2 separate regions of the Homo sapiens genome follow, and region 1 is linked to region 2. A link is a loop called in an ENCODE intact Hi-C map of the cell type or tissue named here. Cell type or tissue: heart left ventricle. All regions are shown on one strand. Links, peaks and the distances in the headings refer to the core of each region. The heading gives the core; the rest is flanking DNA.

Region 1 (6,380 bases), core at 1,381-6,380, 120 kb before region 2:
GGCCAATGGGAAGAAGGGGGAGCCATCCAGGACAGGCCTGCTCCCTTAGGGGTGGGGTAGGGGTGGAGGGGAGGGACAAGTGGGCTATATTTCAAACCTCTGCTCAGGGAAGGGATGTTTTAACTAGGCCAAAGTTGACAGGGTACATCTGGGTTTCAAATAATTTATGCTAGCCCTAAAAACAGATGCTGAGGTAACAACTGTATTAAACACATTTGTAACAGTCAGGCAGATGTATAGTCAGAGTTAGTCATTAAATGCTCACACTTCTGCTAGTTGTGGGTGGGTCTACTCATGTTTTTAAGTTTTGTTTGAGCTGAGAAACATCCCAGTACCACTTCAGACCCTTTGGCTCTTCATCATCCCACAGCTCGGCTGTCTCCAAGACTGTGATTTGTTGTGACTGGTGTACAAAGCCTGGGGGTCCTATTTTGTTATCTTGCTTTTGTTTGCCTCCCAGCAGAATTTCAGATACATGTTTCCCTTTCTGTAATAGCATGCTTTCACTTTATAAAAATGTGCAGTCCCAGGGGCTAATGAGGTTCTCACTGGGGGAAGGGAAAAACCTTTTACTGAGAATTCTTGAGAGAGAAATCCCCTAGCAGAGGTCTGGCAGGAGACTGATTTTACTAAAACAGACAACTCACAGAATTGTTTTTCTCTTAAGCAAAAAGCTATTGTAGATAACTTGATTCCTAGCCTATGGTTCTAAATTTCACTGATGCTAGCCTACGGTTCTAAATTTCATTGATGCTGTGATATTGTTCTTTCATTTGTTTTGTAACTGTTCTTGATGGTTTAATGCATTTATGGCTTTTCCATCCAACTAGGTTGTAAGCGTGTGAGGTTTGGGTACTTGGTTAATTTTTTGTGTAGCGTCCCCATGGTGCAGCACTGATTTCTCTGTCCCATAGATAAAAATCACACCACCATACGAAGTGTGCTGATGGAAATGTCCTACCGACTGGATGACACTGGAAATCCAATCTGCTCCTGCCAGCCTGTACATACATTTTTTGGAGGACCTACTTGCAAACTATTGACCAAAAATGCCATTTTCCAAAGCCCAGAGAATGATGGCAACATCCTGGTGTGTACTGGGGATGAAGCAGCAAATTCTGCCCTGGTGAGCCTGTTACTTTTTTACTTTCATATAAAAAGTAGTTTTGCTTAAAATATTGGTAAGGGAAAACATGAACTTTTTTTACAGAAGCTCATATAGCAAAAAAGTGTAAGTTCTGCTCTGTAATCCCACATATCCGCATATGTGTGTATGTGAGATTGCTTGGTTTCCATGAGTCGTGCTTTCCGTATTGCTTTGTAGATCTTGACTGAACTGCTGCAACCTCTATTTCTTGGGTTCAAGTGATTCTCCTGCCTCAGCCTCCTGAGTAGCTGGGATTACAGGCACCCCACCACCATGCCCGACTGATTTTTGTATTTTTAGTAGAGACAGGGTTTCACCGTGTTGGCCAGGCTGGTCTGGAACTCCTGACCTCAAGTGATCTGCCGGCCTTGGCCTCCCAAAGTGCTGGGATTAGAGGCGTGAGCCATTGCACCCAGCTGAGATGTTCTTGAACCTGAGTCTGATTAAGGCCTAGAGTAGCACTGTCCAGTACAGTCACACTAGTCACATGAGCACTTAAAGTGTGCTTAGTGCCAAGGAAGAACTTAATGTTTAATTTTAATCAAGTTAAATATAAACTTGTGTGACTAGAGGCCACCATATTGTATAGTGCCACTCTAGAAGCTAGCGCTAACTTTCATTGACTGGAGTTGCAGGGAATAGAGGAGAACAAGTTTAATGATAGCACAGAAAGCATATACACAAGTCCGGGTTGTGGGCGTTCTATAAGACAGCTGATCTGGCTTCCACAACAAGTCAATGGCAGAAGAAAAAAGGTTGGATTATAGGCGTGAGCCATTGCGCCTGGTCTGTCCTTTTTTTTTTTTTCTTGAGACGGTCTCGCTCTGTTACCCAGGCTGGAGTGCAGAGGCGCAATCTCGGCTCACTGCCACCTCCACCTCCCAGGTTCAAGCAATTCTTGTGCCTCAGCTTCCCAAGTAGCTGGGTGCACACCAACCATACCCGGCTAATTTGTGTATTTTTAGTAGAGACAGGGTTTTGCCATGTTTCCCAGGCTGGTCTCAAACTCCTGGGCTCAAGCAGTCTTCTCACCTCAGCCTCACAGACTACTAAGATTACAAGCATGAGCCACCGTGCTCTCTACCTTTTTTTTTCTGTCCCTCTCTACTTTTTTTTTTTTTTGAGACAGGGTCTTGCTCTGTTGCCCAGGCTGGAGTGCAGAGGTGCAATCTTGGCTTACTACAACCTCCACCTCCTGGGTTCAAGTGATTCTTGTGCTTCAGCCTCCCAAGTAGCTGGAACTATGGGTGTGTGCCACCATGCCCGGCTAGCTCTACTTTTTAATACTTCAAAATATTTTTCATTTCTTTTTGTTTGTTTGTTTGTTTGTTTTTAAGTGACAGTATCTTACTCGGTCCAGGCTGGAGTGCAGTAGTGCAATCATGGTTCACTGTAGCCTCAAACTCCTCAGCTTAAGCAATCCTCCTTCAGCCTCTTGAGTAGCTGGGACTGCGGGCATGCACCACTACACCTGGCTAATTTTTTCTTGTAGAGATTGGATTCTTGCTGTATTGCCCCAGCTGGTCTCAATCTCCTATCCTCAAGCTGTCCTCCCATCTCAGACTCCCAAAGTGTTGGAATTACAGGTGTGAGACACCATGCCTGGCCAATAATAAATTTTTAGAGGCCAGACGCGGTGGCTCACGCCTGTAATCCCAGCACTTTGGGAGGCCAAGGTGGGTGGATCACCTGAGGTCAGGAGTTCTAGACCAGCCTGGCCAACATGGTGAAACCCATCTCTACCAAAAATACAAGAAAATTAGCCGGGCGTGGTGGTGGATGTCTGTAATCCCAGCTACTTGGGAGGCTGAGGCATGAGAATCGCTGGAACCCAGGAGGCAGATGTTGCAGTAAGCCAAGATCGTGCCACTGCACTGCAGCCTGGGTGACAAGAGTGAGACTCCGTCTCAAAGAAAAAAAAGGGTGAGTTCCATGAGGGCAAAGACAGGGACTTTATCTTATTGACCCTTCTGTCCCTAGAAGAGGCTGGCACATTGAATGAATGGAAGCTGGGCTTTATTTCAGGTCCACTTACAGGTAGACTAATTGCTGATTACAGTAGGTGAGGCTGTACCTGAACTATGTCAGGTGTGCTGACTTTGAACAACCTTGCAAAGGTTAGGGACAGCCTGCTTTGCTCTCCAGGTAGTGTTCTCTCTGCAGCCTTTCAGACTTGTTAGATGATGAAGAATGGAAGTCCCTTCGTGTACTGACTGACTCCTGACCCTTCCCTCTGCTTGTGTTCTTTAGCTGTGGGATGCTGCCAGTGGCTCGTTGCTCCAGGACCTACAGACCGATCAGCCTGTGTTGGACATCTGCCCATTTGAGGTGAACCGTAACAGCTACTTGGCTACCTTAACAGAGAAGATGGTCCACATCTATAAGTGGGAGTGACTGTGGTCTCGAAACCTTGAAGGCATGCTGCTGGTTAGATGTTGTTTGCTAGCGCCTAGCAGCCCCAAGCAAGATCCCTGTTTATTGTCTGCAGTCTAGAACATTGGGAATCATGGTTTGTTTGCATTAGTATGATTCTAGGACCCTAGGTCACTGAGACACTACAGATTGTGTATCTGTTATGTCCACTAAAAGAGTAATTGATGGGTACTTTATCTACATTATCCATTTCTTGGGTTTAAAGCCTTCATTAACCATTATTGTATGTTGGAAATTCTTATTTTCTTTATTTTCTGTGTGACTTTCTGGACCTTAGAGAGTGTCCTCTCATCATCTAGGATGTGAGTGGGCATCAAGCATTTTCTGGGGAATATGACATCCCATCTGAGTTGTCCTGTCACTTAAGTATCCTTGAAGGGACTAACCATCGTCTTGGTACTGATTTGATGCAACGTAGATGTAAAAGAGTATTATTCAGTTGAACACAAGAGGGCACTGTAGAACCTTGTGTCCGGTTTATTTCTGACCTTGAAGGCTGACAATCTTTTAGTAACTTGTCTCATCTCCACACAAGTGTGTGATAGCACACCTGGGTGTGCTTTGTGGCAATAACACTTGTGTTCCAGGTGTGAAGTGCTGGGACATTGGCAGGCCCAGTGATGGAAGCAGCTAGTGAACGATTCCCTTTGCTAATGCCTAGTGCATTAAGTTCATTGCTTTGCGAAAGGTAAGGAAAGAGGCCAGTTGTTTGAGCGGTGGGGAAGATTTTGTTTTTTCTAGCCAGCTTAGGATCTCAGGATTGGTTTTATCCAAGCTAGTGCTTTGAAGAACACTATCTCTTGCCAGGAAAAGATGAGTGATAGGTCAAAGCTTTTACTTGAGTCTCCCCTAGTGTCAGAGATCAGGAGAAAAGACATAAGAGAATTTACAAAAGCTATTCAGACTGCTATTGAAAACATGAGAAGAACTTGTCTCCCATTTTGAGAGTTCCTATCTAAATAAAGCCAATTCCTCAGACTGAGGGGCTGTTCTTAAGTGTTCTTTATACATTCCAGTTATCCAGTTAAAGCCTTCCCCATGTGAAGCTGATGTTTGATTCCAGTTTCCTTTGATTTGCCTCCCTAACCTTTTCTAGGGCTCAGTTTGTATTTCTTTGCCTTGCCTCAGACTACTTTGCCAACCCACTTCCACAACAGAATATGCTTCAAGATGTGGGCAGGTCAGTGTCCTGTTCATGGGAGAAAATGGCTTAACAGTCTGATTTTCTCAAATGATTATTGAAGAGTTGTTATCGTTTTTATTATAAAACACTTCTGACCTGTCAATTCAAGAGCTGTTTCTAGGATCTTTCTCTCCGGCAAGGGGTTGTTGCACTAGATTTCCCCAGAGTTCCAAGTTCTAGTTGTGCCTTTTAATGACCCTTTAATATTTTAGGACATAATTTTTTCCTTTTTTAAATTTTTTTGTAGAAATAGATGTTTCACTACGTTGTCCAGGCTGGTCTTGGACTCCTGGCCTCAAGCAATCCTCCCACCTCAGCCTCCTAAAGTGCCAAAATTATAGGCGTGAGCCACTGCACCCGGCCCCTATTTGAAGACGTCTTTTGTAAAAGCTAGCTTCTAGAACCTGAGAAAAGCTCTTTTCTCAGAGGAGATACTCCTTTTGATATGTTAATGATTAAGAGTGGTTGCCCAGGCCTAGTTTCAGTGGCAGAATAGGATTGGAATTAAAAAGCAGAACTCATCTGGCTTCAGCAGATTGCCACCAAGAGGATACAGGTGGTCAGGTCCTGGCTGGCTTTGTCTTTGGGCCTGGGCAGGCTTAGGATTTGACTTTCTTTGAAGTACCTGATGCTGATTGATTCCACTAATAGTAGGAAGCAAGAGACTTAACTATGAGGGACGTTATGTGAATCTTAAGTCTTACCAGTCCTTGCATTAGTACATTAAATTTGGATGTTTTGGAAGCAAATTCATACGATCGTGAGTGATTTCTCCAAAGAAAAAAAGCCTTGTCCAGCCTGACCAACATGGTGAAACCCCATCTCTACTAAAAATACAAAAATTAACTGGGTGCAGTGGTGCGCATGCCTGTAGTCCCAGCTACTTGGGAGGCTGAGGCAGGAGAATTGCTTGAACCCTGGGAGGCAGAGGTTGCAGTGAGTCGAGATCGCGCCACTGCACTCCAGCCTCGGTGACAGAGCAAGACTCCATCTCAAAAAAAACAAACAAACAAAAAAAAACCCTGATGCCATTCCCAGTCCCCGTTGTAGGACATCACATTTATAAATCCAGGCTTTAGTCTTCTGGGCTCCACCAGTCTCTGCCCCACCATATTCCTTTGTCACTACCTCTAAGTTTTTTTCCCCACTTGAGGATTTGGAGTTAAACGAACTCAAAATGTCTTGTCATTGTATGTATTCTTGCCCCTGCTTTGAAAACAGGGCCATGGGAACTCTGTTTATGCCCTGTTTTAATGTTTCTGTTTTATGTTTTACTGTTAATATGAAAATAAAGAATTTGCTATGTATAATGGCTCCTAGTGCCTTTTGTCTCTTTCACTTCTAGAGGCAGGAACATGTCTGCCTCTTGGGAGAGGGATATAATCCCAACCTGGTAGATTTCTCGGGTTTGTTCGTTTGTTTGTTTTTTGAGACGGAATCTTGCTCTGTAGCCCTAGCTGGAGTGCAGTGGCGCCATCTTGGCTCACTGCAAACTCCGCCTCCTAGGTTCAAGAGATTCTCCTGTCTCAGCCTCCTGAGTAGCTGAGATTACAGGTGTGCGCCATCATGCTCGGCTAATTTTTGTATTTTTAGTAGAGACGGGTTTCAGCATGTTGG
Region 2 (10,681 bases), core at 2,915-7,914:
AATAATATTAGTGAAAATTGTGGTACTTTAAATTTCTTTTTTTTTTAACGGTTTTTTTTTTTTTTGAATCAATAATAGAAACTCCAGGAAGCCAGAGTTTCTGCATACTGAAATATGAGAATCACAGAGAAAACAGTTGCTATTTTTCCACCCCAGAATTAACAGTCATAGATCTCACACCATACTAATTGTCCTCAAGCTGGCCCTATTGATGAATTAAGTCAGGGCCACATTCTTCAGAGCTCTTAAGGAAGACCCTGTCTCATCCAGATAAACCATCAGCCTGTGTTCCTTGTGTCATTATGGGGACTCGTAGAACCTGTTTTCTCAAACTTTCTAATACTAGATCAGTTATGTTTTATTCTTTTAAAGCAGTGACCCCTCATATTTACCTTGGGGCTTCCGAGCAGAAAGGCATATCGTTGAAAAATTTATCTTTAGCTCCTAGCTTTAATATTCTACATCTCAAACTCCCTTAGCTAGCTATAGGACTAAACCTCTAACTTTAAAATATCAAGGGCAAAGATGTTTGCTTAATAACTGAACTAAATACTAACAAATTATTCCTAGGCTTGAACTTTAAATGTTTGTATTTTCCCTCTATATTGTGGTACTATACAATTGTAAGTAGATTTTTTTTTTTGAGATGGAGTCTTGCTCTGTCGCCCACGCTGGAGTGCAGTGGTGCCACCTTGGCTCTCTGCAACCTCTGCCTCCTGGGTTCAAGCAGTTCTCCTGCCTCAGCCTCCCAAGTAACTGGGATTACAGGCACATGCCACCAGGACTGGCTAATTTTTGTATTTTTAGTAGAGACAGGGTTTTGCCATGTTGGCCAGGCTGGTCTCAAATCCTGACCTCATGTGATCCACCCACCTCAACCTCCCAAAGTGCTGGGATTACAGGCATGAGTCACCGTGCCCGGCCATAAGTAGTTTTTTTTTAAAAAACACATTGGAGAGATACATATATATATACCCGCATATGTTTGTTTTGCCCCATTTTGTGTCCCATTAAATACATACCAGTTTGATTGGCCCAGGGAAATTTAGTTGAGTATGTACATATTCACTAGAATAATTTCACTCTTTGCATTAGGCTGGTTTCCATATAATGTGTGTATCACGATGGTCCTCTGTGACCTTTTGGGGTGTTCTAGTTTTGTAAAAGATTAGCATTAACAAGGACACTTCTCCCTCCCACAGGAAGATTATACTGGAGTCAGGGAAATTAAATATCAGGAAGAACACAGTCTCCAGCAAAACATTTCATTCTGTATTTTCATTCTATCATCTTTCTTAATTTTGGAATCCTACTTCCAGGGAGAAAAACAACATCACAAGAATACCTGTAAACTATTAATACAAACCAAACTTAATCTCCAGGATTGAGCTAAATCCTGCCTGCTTTCCTTCTGGCTCCAGTCAAAAAATAGAGTGACTGCAGCATTTTGCTCATGGTACCTTTTCAATCTGCTCCCCAGCCACTTCAGAGTTTACTCCTATTCTTAAATATGTTGATGATGATTTAGTGCCCCTTTTTTGCTGTTCATCTTAGAAGTTTAGTAAGATAGAAGGAAAAAGTGCTATCCAGCAGAATGAAGAAACATGCAAACTTCTCATTCTAACACCACGCCCTGTTGTAATGGATAGTGAGCTGAAAAATGAGTAGGTGCCACATCTCTGTTTCAGTAAAATCTCAAGTGATTGAAGCTAAAATTTACATTTAGTTTCTTATTGAGGCTACAGTTCAAAATGTGCTCCTGGTTTCTCTTGAGTTTTTTTTTTTTTTTTTTTTTTTGAGACGGAGTCTTGCTCTGTAACCCAGGCTGGAGTGCAGTGGCGCGATCTCTGCTCGCTGCAAGCTCCGCCTCCCAGGTTCATGCCATTCTCCTGCCTCAGCCTCCCAAGTAGCTGGGACTACAGGCACCTGCTACCACACATGGCTAATTTTTTTTTTGTATTTTTAGTAGAGATGGGGTTTCACTGTGTTAGCCAGGATGGTCTCAGTCTCCTGACCTCGTGATCCGCCCGCCTGGGCCTCCCAAAGTGCCGGGATTACAGGTGTGAGCCACCGCTCCTGGCCTCTTGAGATGTTTTAAAACTTTTGGTTGCTCAATATTAGGGCCTGGAAAAATGTTTCTCTGTTTCATTAAGTGGGTGTCTGCCACTAGTCTTGTTTTGTATCCAGTGTTTTTCTGTGGTTGAATTACAAGTGCTGGGATTTTCAAGCATCTATTCCTCCTTTCACTTTTCAAACTTAAGTCTGTTTTGTTCGGCAAAAAAAAAAAAAAAAAAAAATCTTTTCCAGGAAATACAGTCCTGGCCCTCTTTTTTTTTTTTTTTTTTTTTTAAGATGGAGTCTCTCATTGTCACCGGGGCTGAAGTGCAGTGGTGCAATCTTGGCTCACTGCAACCTCCACCTCCTGGGTTCAAGCAATTCTCCTGCCTCAGCCTCCCAAGTAGCTGGGACTACAGATGCGTGGCACCACACTCAGCTAATTTTGGGTTTTTTGTTTATTTGTTTAGAGAAGTAGTCTCGCTCTGTTGCCCAGGGTGGAATGCAATGGCTCAATCTCAGCTCACTGCAACCTCCGCCTGCCGGGTTCTAGCAATTCTCCTGCCTCAGCCTTCCAAGTAGCTGGGACTACAGGCGCACGCCGCCACACCTGGCTAATTTTTTGTATTTTATTAGAGACAGGCTTTCACCGTGTTGCCCAGGCTGGTCTCGAACTCCTGAGCTCCGGCAGTCCACCTGCCTCAGCCTCCCAAAGTGCTAGGATTACAGGCATGAGCCACCGCACCTGGCCAATTTTTGTATTTTTAGTAGAGATGGGGTTTCGCCATGTTGGCGAGGCTGGTCTCAAACTCCTAACTTCAAGTGATCCACCCCCCTCGGTCTTCCAAAGTGATGGGATTACGGACATGAGCCACCGTGCCCAGCCATGGCCCTCTTTTAGGCATCACAAAAACTTACTTGGGGTTAAACTGAAAGAATTTCATTCATCTTGACTGTTGAAAATCTCTGCTGTCTCTGAAACCAGTGTGAGACTATTATTTACTAAATTCCCAAGTTTGCCCCTTTAGAAGTAAACACAACTTTCTTTTCTGAACTGAGTTATTTACGTGGTCTGGATTTGATACTGGAGTTAGAGGTGAAGACAACCTGTTGCCTATAGGATAATTCCTCGGTGGTGTGTCCTTCATCCAGCACCTTTTGGAAGAGGAGATTGTGTTTGTTTTGCCCTATGGGCATGCTTGTGATAGATAGGCCTAATGGGGAGAATGCTCTCTATTGCATTCAAAGGACAAATAAAGCACTGTTTCTTGTTTATATTCAAAATAAACATTCCCATTTAACTCCTTCCTCTTGTCAGAATTGCCACTTCAGTTTGTCTTAATTTCCCCAAATGCAATAGGCTCTTTTCCAAACACCCTTCTCTGTTTTATAATTTAAGCTTATAATTCTATTATTAGGTTTTACTTTTGCCTGAATTTCAGCATTTGGGGGCTAGTTTGCTTTATTAGCATTTTGTGGTTTGGAATGCACTTTGCAGGAACACCACCATGCAGAATCACTCTGTGCCTGATCCACTAGATCATATGTCTAAACCATCCAAACTAGGTTCCCCTTCCCAAACTTCTTGCTAAACTGCACTGAACATTATTTTAAACATGTTTCCCAGACCACATGTGTCCCAGACCACAGCGGTTAAGTTTGGATTCTACTGATTTCAAAAACACATGTTCAATCCATAGTTAATTTAGAACACATTAATGTCATGTCAAGAAGTAGGCCAGGTGAGGTGGCTCACGCTTATAATCCCAGCACTTTGGGAAGCCAAGGTGGGTGGGTCACGTGGGGTCAGGAGTTCGAGACCAGCCTGGCCAACATGACAAAACTCCGTCTCTACTAAAAATACAAAAATTAGCCTGGCATGGAGGTGAGCTCCTATAATCCTAGCTACTCAGGAAGCTGAGGCAGGAGAATCACTTGAACCTGGGTGCCAGGGGTTTCAGTGAGCCGAGATCATGTCATTCCACTCCAGCCTGGGCGACAGAGCAAGGCTCTGCCTCAAAAGATAAATAATAATAATGTCATGTCAAGAAGTAATATTACACCTTCCCTCCTGTCTCTCCTTGGCCCTTAGGTTTGCCTAACAATAATAGTTTTCTGTGTAGCTTGGCTTAGGGTATGCAGCTGGACTTCACTTTTGCACCTGTTTGTCAAATCTTCCTCCCTAGATTCATCCCCTCGCTGTCTCCTGCATTTTTTGCATGGTTACAAGGACTTCATAGGACCATGCCAAAGCTGTAGATGTTAACAGCTCTTTTCACTGCATTTAGAAGTGAGCATTACCTAAGCATTTGATATGTAGGTATTCTTTTGCAAAACACATTAATCAGGTTTTTCTAGAAGGCACAACAGTCTGAGTAGGGATGACACTATTTTTCTTTAAAATGAATGTATTCCTAAATGTTTTCCTTGGATATATTTCTAAGCATTTTTCTTTTTTTCTTCCAAGTAAAGAATTAGGAAATCAACAGGAAAATTTCAGACATTTTTCTCTTTGATAAATATTGTTTGATACGAGCATGGAACACTTTTGTAAAACAGCTACTTTATTTTGAGCAGATTAAAGAATGTGCTGATGAACCGGTTGGAAAAGGTTACATGGTTTCCTGCTTGGTGGATCACCGAGGCAACATCACTGAGTATCAGTGTCACCAGTACATTACCAAGATGACGGCCATCATTTTTAGTGATTACCGTTTAATCTGTGGCTTCATGGATGACTGCAAAAATGACATCAACATTCTGAAATGTGGCAGTATTCGGCTTGGAGAAAAGGTATCTAATACTACGTTAGCTTCAACAAAGGGGTCTTAAAATTTGGTGTATGAAAAGCTTTGTATAACTGACATGGGAAAAATTTAGGACTGGAGTGACCTTAAGTTGAAATTGAAGAAACTTGTCCAGACAGCCCTAAGAGCTAAGGCTGGTTGACAATGTATTTCATGTGTTTGTAGCAAAATTTTTCAGTACTGTATGGGAAGCAGAGGAATTAATACCTGCAAAGAGTGGTGTTATCTTCACAATATTAGACCAGCTGCTGGTTACCTGTAATGTGCCTCTGGCAAAGGAGAGACCTGAGTTCTCTAATATTTTTTTTTTGAAACAGAGTCTCCCTCTGTTTCCCAGGCTGGAGTACAGTGGTGGGATTTCCGCTCATTGCAGCCTCAGCCTCCTGGGTTCAAGTGATTCTCCTGCCTCAGCCTCCTGAGTAGCTGGAACTACAGGCATGCACCACCACGCCTGGCTAATTTTTGTATTTTTAATAGAGCTGGGGTTTCGCCATGTCGGCCAGGCTGATCTTGAACTCCTGACCTCAAGTGATCTGCCCGCCTCGGCCTCCGAAAGTGCTGGGATTACAGACGTGAGCCACCGGTCCCGGCCAAGTTCAGTAATCTTTCTCTGCATATGTCCCACTGTTAGTATAAAAAAAATTACTGGCCGGGCGCGGTGGCTCATGCCTGTAATCCCAACACTTTGGGAGGCTGAGGTGGGCAGATCACGAGGTCAGGAGATCAAGACCATCCTGGCTAACACGGTGAAACCCCGTCTCTACTAAAAATACAAAAAAAAAAAAAAAAAAAAACCAAAAACAAAATTAGCCGGGCGTGGTGGCAGGTGTCTGTAGTCCCAGCTACTTGGGAGGCTGAGGCAGAAGAAAGGCATGAACCCAGGAAGTGGAGCTTGCAGTGAGCCGAGATCGCGCCACTGCACTCCAGCCTGGGAGACAGAGTGAGACTCCGTCTCAAAAAAAACAAAAAAAAAAATTACTTAGCACACTGGCTGCTGTCCATCTATAAAATATCAGAAAATTTTAAGATATGTGAAGGTACTTCTAGTTAGTTGGAAGAAAAGTCCTCTCTAAATGTGATATATTATTAATCTTCATCTCAGAAGAACTGATTTTAGTAAAGACAGGAAAGAAAATAACTACCTAGCTAGTTTCTTCTTCCACAGTTATATCTGATCTTATTTTTTGACTTAGTCTGCTGAACAGAAGGTCACAATAGAGATCTGGCCAGGTTTATTCTGAATTTGTTTGCTCAGCAAAAATGAAAAAAACTCCTGAAAAGTAATGGATGCCAGTGGGAGAGGGACCCTGAGACCTGTGGCATCACCTATTAGTTGCTGCTGCTCATTAATCTACTGTTCAGGAAATATGATGGAAAATAAAACCCATTTGTCCCTTTGCCCTCTATTTGTTCATGGTTGGCAGGCGTCTATCACTGACAAAGGGGACATGGTGTTAGGATCCTGGAACTGAGCACACCGTTCAAATGAAGGGTTTCTTGCTGTGTATTGTCTGGCTGTCACCAAAGCCCTGATGCCCTTTCCTTAATATGAGCACAGGGCCTGATCCCTTATCCGAGTGTACCACTGAGTTGGTCTTGAAAAACTCTGTGGCTTGGCATAAATCTTTCAGGCAAATAAAGAAAGGACAGCTTTAATAAAGAACGCAGTGTTTTCCTTCCCAGCAGACTCTCAAAATGACACAAAAGCACTTAAGTCACTGATGATTCAGGAAGCTCTTCTGACTTTATTTAGGATGTTGAAAATTATATCCAATTCCAAACCTGGCTCCTTTTAAAGTCTCCACAGGGTTCCAAACATACTTTTCAGGAATCAGAAATGAGGCTTTTTCACCCTCGTGATGAGTGCTCCATGCAGTAAAGCCAAGCGTTTCAGTCCCTCTGTGGAGTAGTTCTTGCCTGGTAACCACCAAGGTAGCAGCTGATTAGCCTCCTTCTAGCTCTCTGAATTGTCACCTCCATGTATGAGTTACTAAGTCTGTAGTGACTGAAACGATTGCAGAAAATAGTACTGCTGGAGCCAAAAGGCACGACAGGATTGTTTATTCACTTAGATAAAATAATAAAAATTGTTCCTATGGACTAAAGATAGAAATGACACTTTTGTCATTTAATCTTTCAGTATGTCTACCAGTTGGGTGAAATTTCAGTTTATACCAGGTCACTACACCAGCATCAAAGGCTTTCTTGTATTTTGGGGACGGTGAGATAGACTCACACATGAACTTCTGAAAAAACACCTTCCTTCCTATATCATTCACTCTGTACTACAGCCAAATTTAAAAAAGAGGGAGGCATGTTCTCAGCTCTTCTCTGCCTTTTTCTAAAACCCGTAGTTTGCTTTTCTGAAGCCAGTTATTCAGATAGAAAACTTATACTGAAAATTAACAAAGCAGCTTCTGAACACAGAAAACAACAGGCTTGTCAGTTTCAAATTTGCTGCCACTGAAGCTTGAAACTCTTCTATGACTGGCTTTGACTTGGCCTCCTCCAGAGGACCGAGGAGAGGATTCATGGTTAATCTGTTTGTACCTTGCCTTTGTATGAACACATAAATGTCATGATTTCAAAACTATGATTTTTTCAAATGTTAATATAAATTTTAGAACAAAGAAGATACATTAATAAAGGCTTTAGAATTTTATATAATAATAAATGTTGTCAAAATGAAAGGGCAGATTTCCAAAAGTAAAGATATAAATGATTTACATCATCTGAAGAAAAAGACTGTGGCTGCCAACAAAGGAACTTAATTGCGGACATGTGCCACAGTATTAGTACTTTTATGCTTTTCTCTCGGTAGCTGTATCATTTATTATTTATTATTTCATTTATTATTTCCTGCTTTTAACCAGTTAATTTGAGTAATTCTAATATTCCTTTTTCCTTTATCTAGTGAGGTAGATTACAGAAGACAGCAGAAGGATTGAAATAGAGAATGGTTTATAGCAGAGATAAAAACTGAGTTCTCGCCTACTATTTAGAGATTAGTGTTAGCATCTGTTGTTGGTTTTTTTTTTTGTTTTTTTTTGTGGGGGCCGTTGTTGTTAAAGGACACGGAATATGGGGAAGAAAAATACTGCCTATCAAACTTCTAAAAACGGATCAAGGCAATGGCAGTAGATTTTAAGCAGATGTTTTTCTACCATAATAAAGTTAACAAAAAATTATTGTAAGTTCATTTATAGGATAATTTATTACTCATATGCCAAGCCTGTGTATTAATAACTTTTTAAACCTAAATGAGCTTATTTTCTCATAATGTGCAGGTGTGTAGTTCACCTCACTTTAATTAATGTTTGGTAACTAACCATGCAGTCTTCGCTGTCAAATATTTATATGCCTTTCAGTTATAAACTCCAATGCACTAAAAGCTCAGAGACTCCGAGGAACTCCTGAAATACCCTTATTTGAAAAAAATATTTATCTGAAAGTTACAATGAATGGAAACATCTAGTAGAGAAGTATTGTTTTTTTTTATTTTGGTGTTGTTGTTGAGACGGAGTCTCACTCTGTCGCCCAGGCTGGAGTGCAGTGGCACAATCTCGGCTCACTGCAAGTTCCGCCTCCCAGGTTCATGCCATTCTCCTGCCTCAGCCTCCTGAGTGGCTGGGACTACAGGTGCCTGCCACCATGCCCGGCTAATTTTTTGTATTTTTAGTAGAGACGGGGTTTCACAGTGTTAGCCAGGATGGTCTCTATCTCCTGACCTTGTGATCCACCTGCCTCGGCCTCCCAAAGCGCTGGGATTACAGGCGTGAGCCACCGTGCCCAGCCAGAAGTGTTGTTATGACCTAATGCCAGTGTAGTTACATTTAGTCACACGTTGCTTATCGATGAGGATACAATGAGAATACCAGGACACGTTCTGAGAAATGTGTTGTTAGGCAAGTTGATCACTGTGTGAGTATCATAGAGTATAGCCTACTACACACCTAGGCTATGTAGTATAGCCTATTGCTCCTAGGCTACAAACCTGTACAGCATGTGGCTATGCTGAAATACTGGAGACATTTATAACACAAGTATAGTATTTGTGTATATAAGTACATATAAACATAGGAAAGGTACAGTAAAAAACACAGTGTTCCATAGCTGAGGGTGGTGGTGTGTGCTTCTAGTCCCAGCTGCTTGGGAGGCTGAGTCAGGAGAATCACTTGAGCCCAGGAGCTTGGGACTGCAGTGAGCTGTGATCCCTCCACTGCACTCCAGCCTGGGCAACAGAGCAAGACCCTGTCTCTTAAATAAATAAAAATGAAAGTTAAACAACAACAACAAACAAGTTTTAGGAGTTTTATAGACTCCACCCACTCACCCAGATTAACCCCATAAATAAATAATGGACTGTTAGCTAGACACTTCATGTTCTACAACTCAAATGAGTTAGTTAACTCCTCTGAGCCTCTGTTCATTCATGTCCGCAGTAGATATCAGAGCTGTGTCCTTTCTTCATATGTGTGTTAGGAGATAACACGAAAGCTTTCATGGAAACACTTGGAAATTAAGGTGCTATAGACAAATCCTTTAATTAAAATAGAAAAAAATACATTCTTTGGTTGATTTGAAATTTTGTCTGAAGTAGATGTTACGCTACTTGGTTTTAGGAATCTTTTTTTTTTTTTTTTTTTTTGCCTGAGACGGAGTTCACTCTTGTTGTCTATGCTGGAGTGCAGTGGCACTAACTCAGCTCACTGCAACCTCCGCCTCCCAGATTCAAGCAATTCTCTCGCCTCAGCTTCCTGAGTAGCTGGGGTTATAGGTACGTGTCACCACACCCACCTAATTTTTGAATTTTTAGTAGAGACAGGGTTTCACCATGTTGGCCAGGCTGGTCTCGAACTCCTGACCTCAGATGATCCACCCGCCTCGGCCTCCCAAAGTGCTGGGATTACAGGCATGAGCCACCACGCCTGGCCAGAATCTTTTTATTATATGCAGATTATTTCATAGATAGGTATTTTATTATAACAAGATTTTAATTGCGTGTGTATAAATGATAGCACTATATATAAAATATATATATAAAATATAATATATATATATATATATACTTTTTTTTTTTTTTGAGACAGAGCCTTGCACTGCACCTCCCAGTCTGGAGTGCAGTGGTGCAATCTCGGCTCCCTGCAACCTCTACCTCCTGGGTTCAAGCGATTCTCCTTCCTCAGCTTCCCGAATAGCTGGGATTACAGGTGCACACCACCACATCCAGCTGATATTTTGTATTTTTAGTAGAGACAGGGTTTCACTGTGTTGGCCAGACTGGTCTTGAACTCTTGACCTCGTGATCCGCCCACCTTGGCCTCCCAAAGTGCTAGGATTACAGGCATGAGCCATCGTGCCGGGCTAATAGCACTATATTTTAAGATGCTTTGGTTTGCTATATTAGTGGTTATACCTTAAATTGTTGAAACATATCTTGTAAGTATAGATTAGGACTCTTGAATAGAAAATATTTAGGGGAACTATCTCATATTTTGCATGAATGAATGTTTGTGGTTGCTATGGGGATGATGAAGTGTACAATTAAAGATAATTGGATGGTTTTTAAGAAAACTCTCAGAAGCGTTTTGTGTAAACAGTGGTAATCTTGTTAAATCCCATTAAGATAAATCCAGAACATCAACGTGAGTATTAAACAACAGATTCTACATATTGGGATGTTTGTGGACACCACAGAGTAGGGAAAGGAGCAAGAAAGTCTCTAACTTCTTAGTGGATTATGTGGTTTGTTGGTTTTTAACTTGACTGAAAGCACTGTTGGCCGGGCGCAGTGGCTCACGCCAGTAATCCCAGCACTT

What was found. Peaks named below come from ENCODE experiments on the same cell type or tissue, not always from the same donor. Only the 100,000 strongest peaks of a DNase experiment are listed, where the experiment ranks them.
Region 1: it touches region 2 in a loop (2.5-fold over the local background); 18 of 110 quality-filtered maps call a loop at or near these places.

What each region holds. Positions count from the first base shown.
Region 1 is chr16:74,621,089-74,627,468 of GRCh38, reverse strand. RFWD3 (ring finger and WD repeat domain 3) reads left to right here. Exons shown (of 13, transcript NM_018124.4): 12 at 915-1,126; 13 at 3,398-6,070. The coding sequence ends at 3,541. Among named protein-coding and RNA genes, the nearest start is that of GLG1, 17 kb to the right of the region's middle. RefSeq lists an enhancer at 6,209-6,380. In heart left ventricle, for the core only: CTCF peaks have their summits at 3,850 and 4,050 (motif pointing right); no DNase peak of the experiment used is centred there.
Region 2 is chr16:74,497,698-74,508,378 of GRCh38, reverse strand. It overlaps GLG1 (golgi glycoprotein 1), which reads left to right. Exons shown (of 26, transcript NM_001145667.2): 4 at 4,633-4,848. Among named protein-coding and RNA genes, the nearest start is that of CLEC18B, 82 kb to the right of the region's middle. RefSeq lists an enhancer at 2,193-2,692. In heart left ventricle, for the core only: no CTCF peak of the experiment used is centred there; no DNase peak of the experiment used is centred there; H3K27ac peaks cover 1,108 bases.